Linked DNA regions of Homo sapiens: region 2 is linked to region 1. A link is an interaction called in ENCODE POLR2A ChIA-PET data of the cell type or tissue named here. Cell type or tissue: PC-9. All regions are shown on one strand.

The links. Peaks named below come from ENCODE experiments on the same cell type or tissue, not always from the same donor. Only the 100,000 strongest peaks of a DNase experiment are listed, where the experiment ranks them.
Region 2: POLR2A ChIA-PET joins it to region 1 with 10 read pairs; 1 of 35 experiments calls an interaction of 5 or more read pairs at or near these places.

What each region holds. Positions count from the first base shown.
Region 1 is chr1:205,448,214-205,452,213 of GRCh38, reverse strand. The region is part of intron 1 of BLACAT1 (BLACAT1 overlapping LEMD1 locus); the gene reads left to right. It overlaps MIR135B (microRNA 135b), which reads left to right and starts at 3,816; the gene lies at 3,816-3,912. It also overlaps a transcript of LEMD1 not described here. RefSeq lists a silencer at 2,022-2,231. In PC-9, a CTCF peak has its summit at 1,455; DNase peaks (open chromatin) are centred at 1,553, 2,003 and 3,163; H3K4me3 peaks cover 2,882 bases; H3K27ac peaks cover 3,234 bases.
Region 2 is chr1:206,852,956-206,856,955 of GRCh38, reverse strand. No RefSeq gene overlaps it. Among named protein-coding and RNA genes, the nearest start is that of IL20, 11 kb to the left of the region's middle. In PC-9, no CTCF peak of the experiment used is centred here; a DNase peak (open chromatin) is centred at 2,025; H3K27me3 peaks cover 533 bases.

The sequences.
Region 1 (4,000 bases):
CAGCCTGCTCCCCAGTGAAACAGGCTTTAGTTTTCATGCTGGACCTGGCTTCTGCAGCTTGCACTAAGATTAAGGGACTTGTTACTACAGAGGAGGGGAGGGCACACCCACCAGCCAATCAGGCCAGGGACACCTGAGGTCTCTTCTCCCCAGCCCTCCCTCCGCCTCTTGCCCCAGGCCCCCTCATCTCTCCCTGCTGCCTCCGGTTCTGCCTGTGCTCCACCTCTGCCTCCAGTTTCTCTTTGTCAGCATTCTTCTTTTCTGGCTCTCTGCTTTCTCTCTCTCAGGCTTCTCCTACCCTCTCCTCTAAGAGCAAAAAATGCCCATCCAGGCAAGTTGTAGCCTCCATCAACCTCAGTTTTCTCATCTACCCAATGGGAATAATAATAATAAATATTTGTGTTACTGAAAGATGATCATTAAGGGGGACCTAGATGCATGACACAGTTTTCACTAAAAAAAAAAAGTTGCTTTTCCCCTTCTCGCCTTTTTTCTCCCATTGAGTTTCTTCTGCATTTCCATCTGCTATCACCTCTGTCCTCTTCTTCACAATTTCTCTCAGTGTCTCCATTCTGTGTCTCTCAGTTCCATCTCCCCCTCACTCCTGTTTTGTCTCCCACCTCCTTTTATTCCCTCTTGGTTACCCCCCCGACCACTCCCCCCAACTCCTGCCACAGGCGGCAGGGCCCAGGCTGTGCTGACAGCAAGGGCAGGCAAGCAGGGCGGGTGGCTGTCTCCACTTCTCATCAGAGGCCCAAGAATGTGTGGAGTCATGAGGGACAATGGGAGCCTGCGGCAGGAAGAATGGGGCCTCTGTTGGGGCAGAAGTTTCCCAAATCCGGCTGAATGGGAGTACCTGAGGGCTAGGGAGGGGTGGAAACTCCTGAAGTGGAGAGGAGGCCACTGGTGGTAGGTGTGGGGGATGGGCAAGGCTCTAGAATTGGCCACCATGGGAATTCTTAGCATCTGTTGGCATTTCTGGGGAGAGCTCAGACCTCAAAGGTGACTGCCTCTCTCCCTGGAGTGGCCAAGGAGGAAAGGGAGGAAAGGGATCCTGGGGGACAGAGCCAGGGGAAGCTAAAGAGAAAATGTTCCAGTGGCCCTGTGAGGTGGCCCTTATACACAGTGGATATCCCTTGGGCCCCTTGGGCTGCTGGGCCCCAGTTCTCACCACCAGCAAGCTGCAGAAAGGTTGTGGTGGCCCCAGAGGAGACAGGAATCGTGGGCATGGCCCCATCTTGAGGAGAGGGAGTCCTCGAGGTTCTCGCCCAGCAGTGGCCTTTCACTGCCCAGGTTCTCGGGATTGGAGGAAGCAGGGTTTTCCTCGGGAAAGGAGGTGAGGCTTGACCTGCTTCCTCTTTCTCCATATTTCAAGTGAGGTTCACTCCAGCCTGAGACATGATGGCTGTCCCCACCTCCATCCCCAGCCCAGTCCCTCTGGCCCAGACACACCTTAGAGAGAGATGCCCTACTTCCACAGCTTACTTGGGGCTTGTCAGGTGGGCTGGGATTGGTAGGCAGGCCAGGGGCTGAGCCCTTCATGTGCCCAGGGATAGGCAGCTGGGATTGGCAGGCTATGGCTGGGAATCCGAGCGCAGGACTGGGTGAGGGTGGGTGGAGGGGGCCAGGCTCGAGCAGGTCTGAGAAAGGAAATGGAAGGACAGATAAGTGCTGACCTTGTCCTCCCAGGGCAGGGGAGTGGTGGGAGCAGAATAGGGGTATGGGTGAGGAGAGGAACCAGGGCTGCGGAGAAGGGGAGGGGGGCCAGGCAGGAGAGGGGGGCCTGCAGGGAGCCGTCTCAGGTCTCCTGCCAAAAATTAAACTATAAAAAAGCTGGAGGGGAGCGGCAGGGGAAGGAAGGAGAGAAAGGAGATGGGGAGGGAGGGAGGGACCAAACAGCCCCTCTGCACCAATAGCCCGGCAGGGGGACGTGAGTAATACATGGCTGGTTCAGAGGGAGTGAGATCAAAAGCCAGTAGATACAAGAGGTTTGTGCTTCACCGACCAGACAGCCAGAGGCTCAATGAGACCTTTGTTACTCAGGCCCAAGTCAGGGTTGAAGGAATACCTGGCTGCCCCGCCTGCCCAGCCCGCCCCCACCCCCACCCCCACCGTCCTCAGGGCTGGGGGAGGGGCCGGTCACAAGTGAGTCAAGTTGAGTTGGGTACAGCTCAGCCCTGGCCGGTGGTGGGCGGGCAGGGGGAGGGAGGAGGCCTGCCCTCGCTGGGGCGTGGAGCTTCTCGGGGTGAGTGGAGGAGTGAGTGGCTGCCTGGAAGGCAGGAAGTGGCTCTGCGGGGAATTGTGAGGCGGACTGCGAGGGAAAGGGGGCCTTGTTGAGTCCGCCAGGTGAGCAGCCCCTGGGACCCCCAGCCCCTGGCCCAGCATCCCTTGGGAGGGAGCTGAGGGCATTCTGCCTAGAGTCCATGGCTTTATGCAGGGCCTGGGTCTGGGGTTCTGGGGGCCCATGAGAGAGGAAGGAAAGGAGAACCAGAGGGGGTTGGGGCTGGGGCAGATGGCCCAAAGTTCAGGTGGGAGGCCGCAGGATGCCTGGTTGTTTGGCCCTGAAGGTTGGGCATGTCTGGAGTGTGTGGAGGGGCGTGCTGTGCTGTGCTGTGTGCTGTGTGCTGTGCTGTGCTGTGCTGTTGTTGGGGAATGCAGGATTCCTGTCCAGTGAAAACAGGTTGCTTCTACCAGGGTTGTGCAGGGAGCCAGCAAGTGTTGCCCTGGGGCTGAGGGTACAGTTGGGGTGGGAGAGGCAGCTACTCCCTGGCAGAGGCAGGGCCTGATCTGGGCCTGGGGCCTCTTACCATCTTCTTGGGGGCCCCTGGGAGAGGTCTGAGGCCCCTGGGGCTTTCCTGAGCCTGGGCTAGCAGGAGCCCTAGAAGCCCACTTCTCTGAAGCTGATGCCTGCAGCTGACCCGTCATGGGAGCGGGTGGGGAAATAGCACTTGTGATTAGAACACACCTTTTCCAGGGCCCTGAGACCTTGGTTCGCCTTAACTCAGCTCTTCAATCCAGTCCTAGAGATGTCTGTGCTAACCCCCATGTCCTGCCAATGAGAGCGGCAGGGCACTGCGCACCCCTCCCACAGCCTTGTCAGGGATGGCTCCAGAGTGAGCTGCCCTCAGCTTGGGGAGGTTTCAGCTGAAGCCCTCTTTCTGACTCCAACCAGGTCTGGAGACAGAGATCTCACTCTCCTCTAAACTATGCAAGAATGGGTGTTGTCGGTAACCACCCAGACTGGTCTGGGTAGGTTGGCCCAGCCCCCACCCCTGGGGGCACTCAAGAAACCTATTTAACCCCTCTAAACAAAGGGTAGGTCCTCATCGCTGCCCTCCTTTACCCAGACCCTCCTTTGCCCTCTGTGCTTCCAGTGGCTGGACTAGAAAGAGTTAAGCTTTGTAAAGAGGGAGCCTAACCTGGGGCCCCCCATCCTGGGTACTGGCAGCAGCAGCCTTGAAAAGATCCGGCCTTATTCTCTAGGGAAGGGGTAGTTAAGGACCCTGGGCAGGGGGCTGGAAGCTAATTAAGGGAATTTGAGGAGGTCCTTTATGGCCAGGAAGCCACCCCTCCTCATACCCTGGAGTGAGGACCATTGTGTGAGGCCTTTGTAGGGCAAGAACTGGAAACTCATTACTGGGATGGCTTTAGTGCAGGTGGTGGAAGATGGTGAGAGAATTTAACCTGGGGGGCCCAGTCCTGGAGGGAGGCAGTGTGGGTGGGTCTGGGGTCGGGGGTGCTGAGAAGGGGAGTGAGGGCTTCTCGGGTGCCCCAGCTTCTCGCTTCCCTATGAGATTCCTGCCGCTGGACCCCTCCACTCTGCTGTGGCCTATGGCTTTTCATTCCTATGTGATTGCTGTCCCAAACTCATGTAGGGCTAAAAGCCATGGGCTACAGTGAGGGGCGAGCTCCTTCTCCTGCGCAGCTGCACCTCCCATGGGACCAGGTTCGGAGCCAGCCACCAAGGGGCACCAGAAGGAGGCTTTGCTTGGGGGTGGGG
Region 2 (4,000 bases), 1.4 Mb before region 1:
CACCTTGCTCTTCTTGAGTGAGGTGTGAGGGACATTTTGGAGCCATTGAGGAGGTGAGGAAGAAGAGGTGAAGTCTTGAGTTCTTTCTCCCCAGTCATAGGGCGGCTGGTCTGAAAAAGCTGAACCTCTGGCCCAAGTGAGAAGGTGCTGCTTCTGCCACTACTGACCTTGTCGGAACAGATGATGCCCTCTAGCCTGCACGCTTGGGACTGCACCACTCCTAGGTGAGAAGGGCCCCAGTTAGCAAGACACCCAGAGCCCTGGCCAGCCAAGGAGTTGAGTGGAGACACTAGTCTTCAGGCTTCAGGATGTGAAGTTAAGGACCATAGGACAATAATCAGGGGTGAAAGAGAAATGAAAGACAAGAAGGACAGACAGAAAACTGACTCCTTTGCCATGGAGCTAGAAATCAAGGACATGGAACAGAGGCAGAGGATCCAAGTGGAGGATAAAAGGAAGGCTGAGAAGTTCCGAAACCAATGACAAAGCCACAGGCTTCCTTTAAGTGGGCTCCGCCTTTGCTTCATGCATGTATTCATTCATTCAATGAACATTTATATACTGAGTGCAGCCATTTACAAAGTAGCTGTACCCTCGGAAGCTCAGAATCTGAGACAGGAAATGGATACTGAGGTATCTCTGACTTGTCAAGAACTGGAAAACCATTCTGGGTCCCAAGGAACACAACTAAGAGTGGAGGTAGAGAGGAAGGAGCAAGAGGAAGACGGCTTTCTGCCCTGGGGGAAGCGCTGCAGTTCTTGGGAAGTTAAGCCTGTGCTGGGGGTAGAGTTAAGATGCACTAGAAGGTGACCACAGGCTCTTTTGTTGTTTGTTTGTAGCACTTACTGTGTGCCAGGCACTATGGACTTCATGAAATACTAGTTCCTTTAATTCTCATGCAACCCCATGAAGTATGTGTGCTTATTCTCTTCATTTTCCAAATAAGGAAATTGAGGCACAGAGTGCTCTTACATAGTCTAGGGAAGTGATCAGCAGAGGCATCCAGACCAGAGTGTGCTGAGTCACACTTATCTCCTGATATGAAAGCTAGATTCTGAACCCACTCCCACTCCCATGATGGTCCTTCCATGGGACCTGGTTCTGGATCCAGCCTCATTTACAGCACTTGAATCTTCGCTGAAGGTGGTTCTGTGGCAGAGCTCTGAAACTGAACTAATTGAATGTCTTTCAGTAACAGAATGCGAAGTATATAGACGTCTCTAGAATGCTCTAGAGCAGGGGTCCCCAACCCCCAGGCCATGGACCAGTACCGGTTGGTGGCCTGTTAGGAACCAGGCCACAGTAGGAGGTGAGCTGCAGGCCAGCGAGCATTACTGCCTGAGCTCTACCACCTGTCAGATCAGCGGTGGCATTAGATTCTCATAGGATGTGAACCCCAGTGAACTACGCATGTGAGGGATCTAACTTGCACTCCTTATGAGAATCTAACTAATGCCTGATGATCTGAGGTGGAACAGTTTCATCCCAAAACCATCCGCCCTCCCCACCCTTGACCTGGTGGCAAAATTGTCTTCCACAAAACCAGTCACTGGTGCCAAAAATGTTGGAGACTGCTGCTCTAGAGAATGCTCTATCTTGGGCCGAGTGCTGTGGCTCACACCTGTAATCCCAGCACTTTGAGGTGCCAAGGCAGGCAGATCACCTGAGGTCAGAAGGAGTTCGAGACCAGCCTGGCCAACATGGTGAAACCCCATCTCTACTAAAAAAATACAAAAATTAGCCAGGTGTGGTGGTGCACACCTGTAATCCCAGCTACTCGGGAGGCTGAGGCAGGAGAATTGCTTGAACCTGGGAGGCAGAGCTTGCAGTGAGCCAAGATCACACCAGTGCACTCCAGCCTGGTCCACAGAGTGAGACTCCATTTCAAAAAAAAAAAAAAAAAAAGAACACTCTATCTCTGGAATGTCTTATCTCACCTGCTACTTAAGAAACAAAAACAAACAAAAAAACCAATGTAACTTGAGCTCATAGCAACTTTTTAAGAATTTATCCTCTCCCAAAGTCCTTGGCCAAATGTGACATGCTGACTCCTGCTGTGGACCTACATCCAGGAATAATTGCTTAGCCCTGCCACCCACAGTCAGGCATTGCTCATGGCTGCATGGGGAGTATTGAGTGCATCTTATGAGCTAACGGTTGTTCTAGGCATGACAATCAGTGCTGAACAAAGCAGGGGTCTGGATAGAGTCAAGGGAAGAGTCCCACACTGATGAGTACTGTGACAGAGGAAGAACAGAGCACTGGACCAGCCTGCGGGAGGGGTACCTGAGTAGCAGGGAGAACCAGGAAGGCTACCTGGAGCCTGGTTGGCCATGCAGAAACTACAAGAGCCATTGCCAGGACATGGCAGAGAGCCATCTGGAGATGCAGACCTAGAGGAAAGTACAGCTGCTCTGGGCCAGAGTCTCTTGCCTTCATACTTGCTAGTTATAAGTAAATAAATAAATGTACAAGTAAAACTCTCCTAAAACAACACTGTTACATGGGAAATAAAATCGGAAAGTTGAGAATAATTAAATAGGACAATCAACATTTATTAAAATTTTTAATTTTTGTGAGTACACAGCAGGTGTATATATTTATGGGGCACATGAGATGCCTTGACACAGGCATACAATGTGTGACAACCACACCATAAAAATTGGGGCATCCATCCCCTCAAGCACTTATCTCCCATGTTACAAACAGTCCAGTTATACTCTTCTAGTTATTCTAAAATGTACAAACAAATTACTATTGACTATAGTCACCTTGTTGGGTCATCAAACACCAGGTCCCATTCATTCTATTTTTTTTTTTTTACCCATTAACCATCCCCCCTTCCCCCCAAACCCCCTACTACTCTTCTCAGCCTCTGGCAACCATCCTTCTACTCTCTATCTCCATGGGTTCAATTGTTTTGATTTTTCAGTCACACAAATAAGTGAGAACATGTGATATTTGTCTTTCTGTGCCTGGCTTATTTCACTTAACATAATGATCTCCAGTTGCATTCATGTTGTTGCAAATGACTGAACCTCATTCTTTTTTATGGCTGAATAGTATTCCACTGTGTTTATGTACCACATTTTCTTTATCCATTCATCTGTTTACAGACACTTAGGTTATTTTCCAGATCTTGGCTTTTGTGAACAGAGCTACAGCAAACATGGGAGTGCAGACATCTCTTCAATACAATGTTTCCATTCCTTTGAGTACATACCCAGCAGTGGGATTGCTGGATTGTATGGTAGCTCTATTTTTAGTTTTGTGAGGAACCTCCAAACTGTTCTCTGTAGTGGTTGTACTAATTTACATTCCCACTAACAGTGTACGAGGGTTCACTTTTCTCCATATCTTTGCCAGCATTTATTATTGCCTGTCTTTTAGATATAAGGCTTTTTAACTGGAGTGACATGATATCTCGTTGTAGTTTTGATTTGCATTTCTCTGATGATCAGTGGCATTGAGCACCTTTCACATGCTTGTTTGCCATTTGTATGCCTTCTTTAGAGAAATGTCTATTCAAATCTTTTGCCCATGTTTTGATTGGGTTATTAGATGTTTTCCTAGAGAATTATTTGAGCTCCTTATATATTCTGATGATTAATCCCTCATCATATGGGTGGTTTTAAAATATTTTCTCTCATTCTGTTGATTGCCTTTTCACTTTGTTGATTGTATTCTTTGCTGTACAGAAAAACTTGATGTGATCCCATTCATCTATGTTTGCTTTGGTTACCTGGGCTTGTGAAATATTGCTCAAGAAATTTTTGCCTGGGCCAATGTCCTGGAGAGTTTCCCTAATGTTTTATTGTAGTAGTTTCATGGTTTGGGGTCTTAGATTTAAGTCTTTAATCCATTTTGATTTGAATTTTGTATATGGTGAAAGGTAGGGGTCTCATTTCTTTCTTCTGCGTATGGATATCCAGTTTTCCAAGCACCATTTATTGAAAAGACTGTCTTTTTCCCAGTGTATGTTCTTGGCACCTTTGTCAAA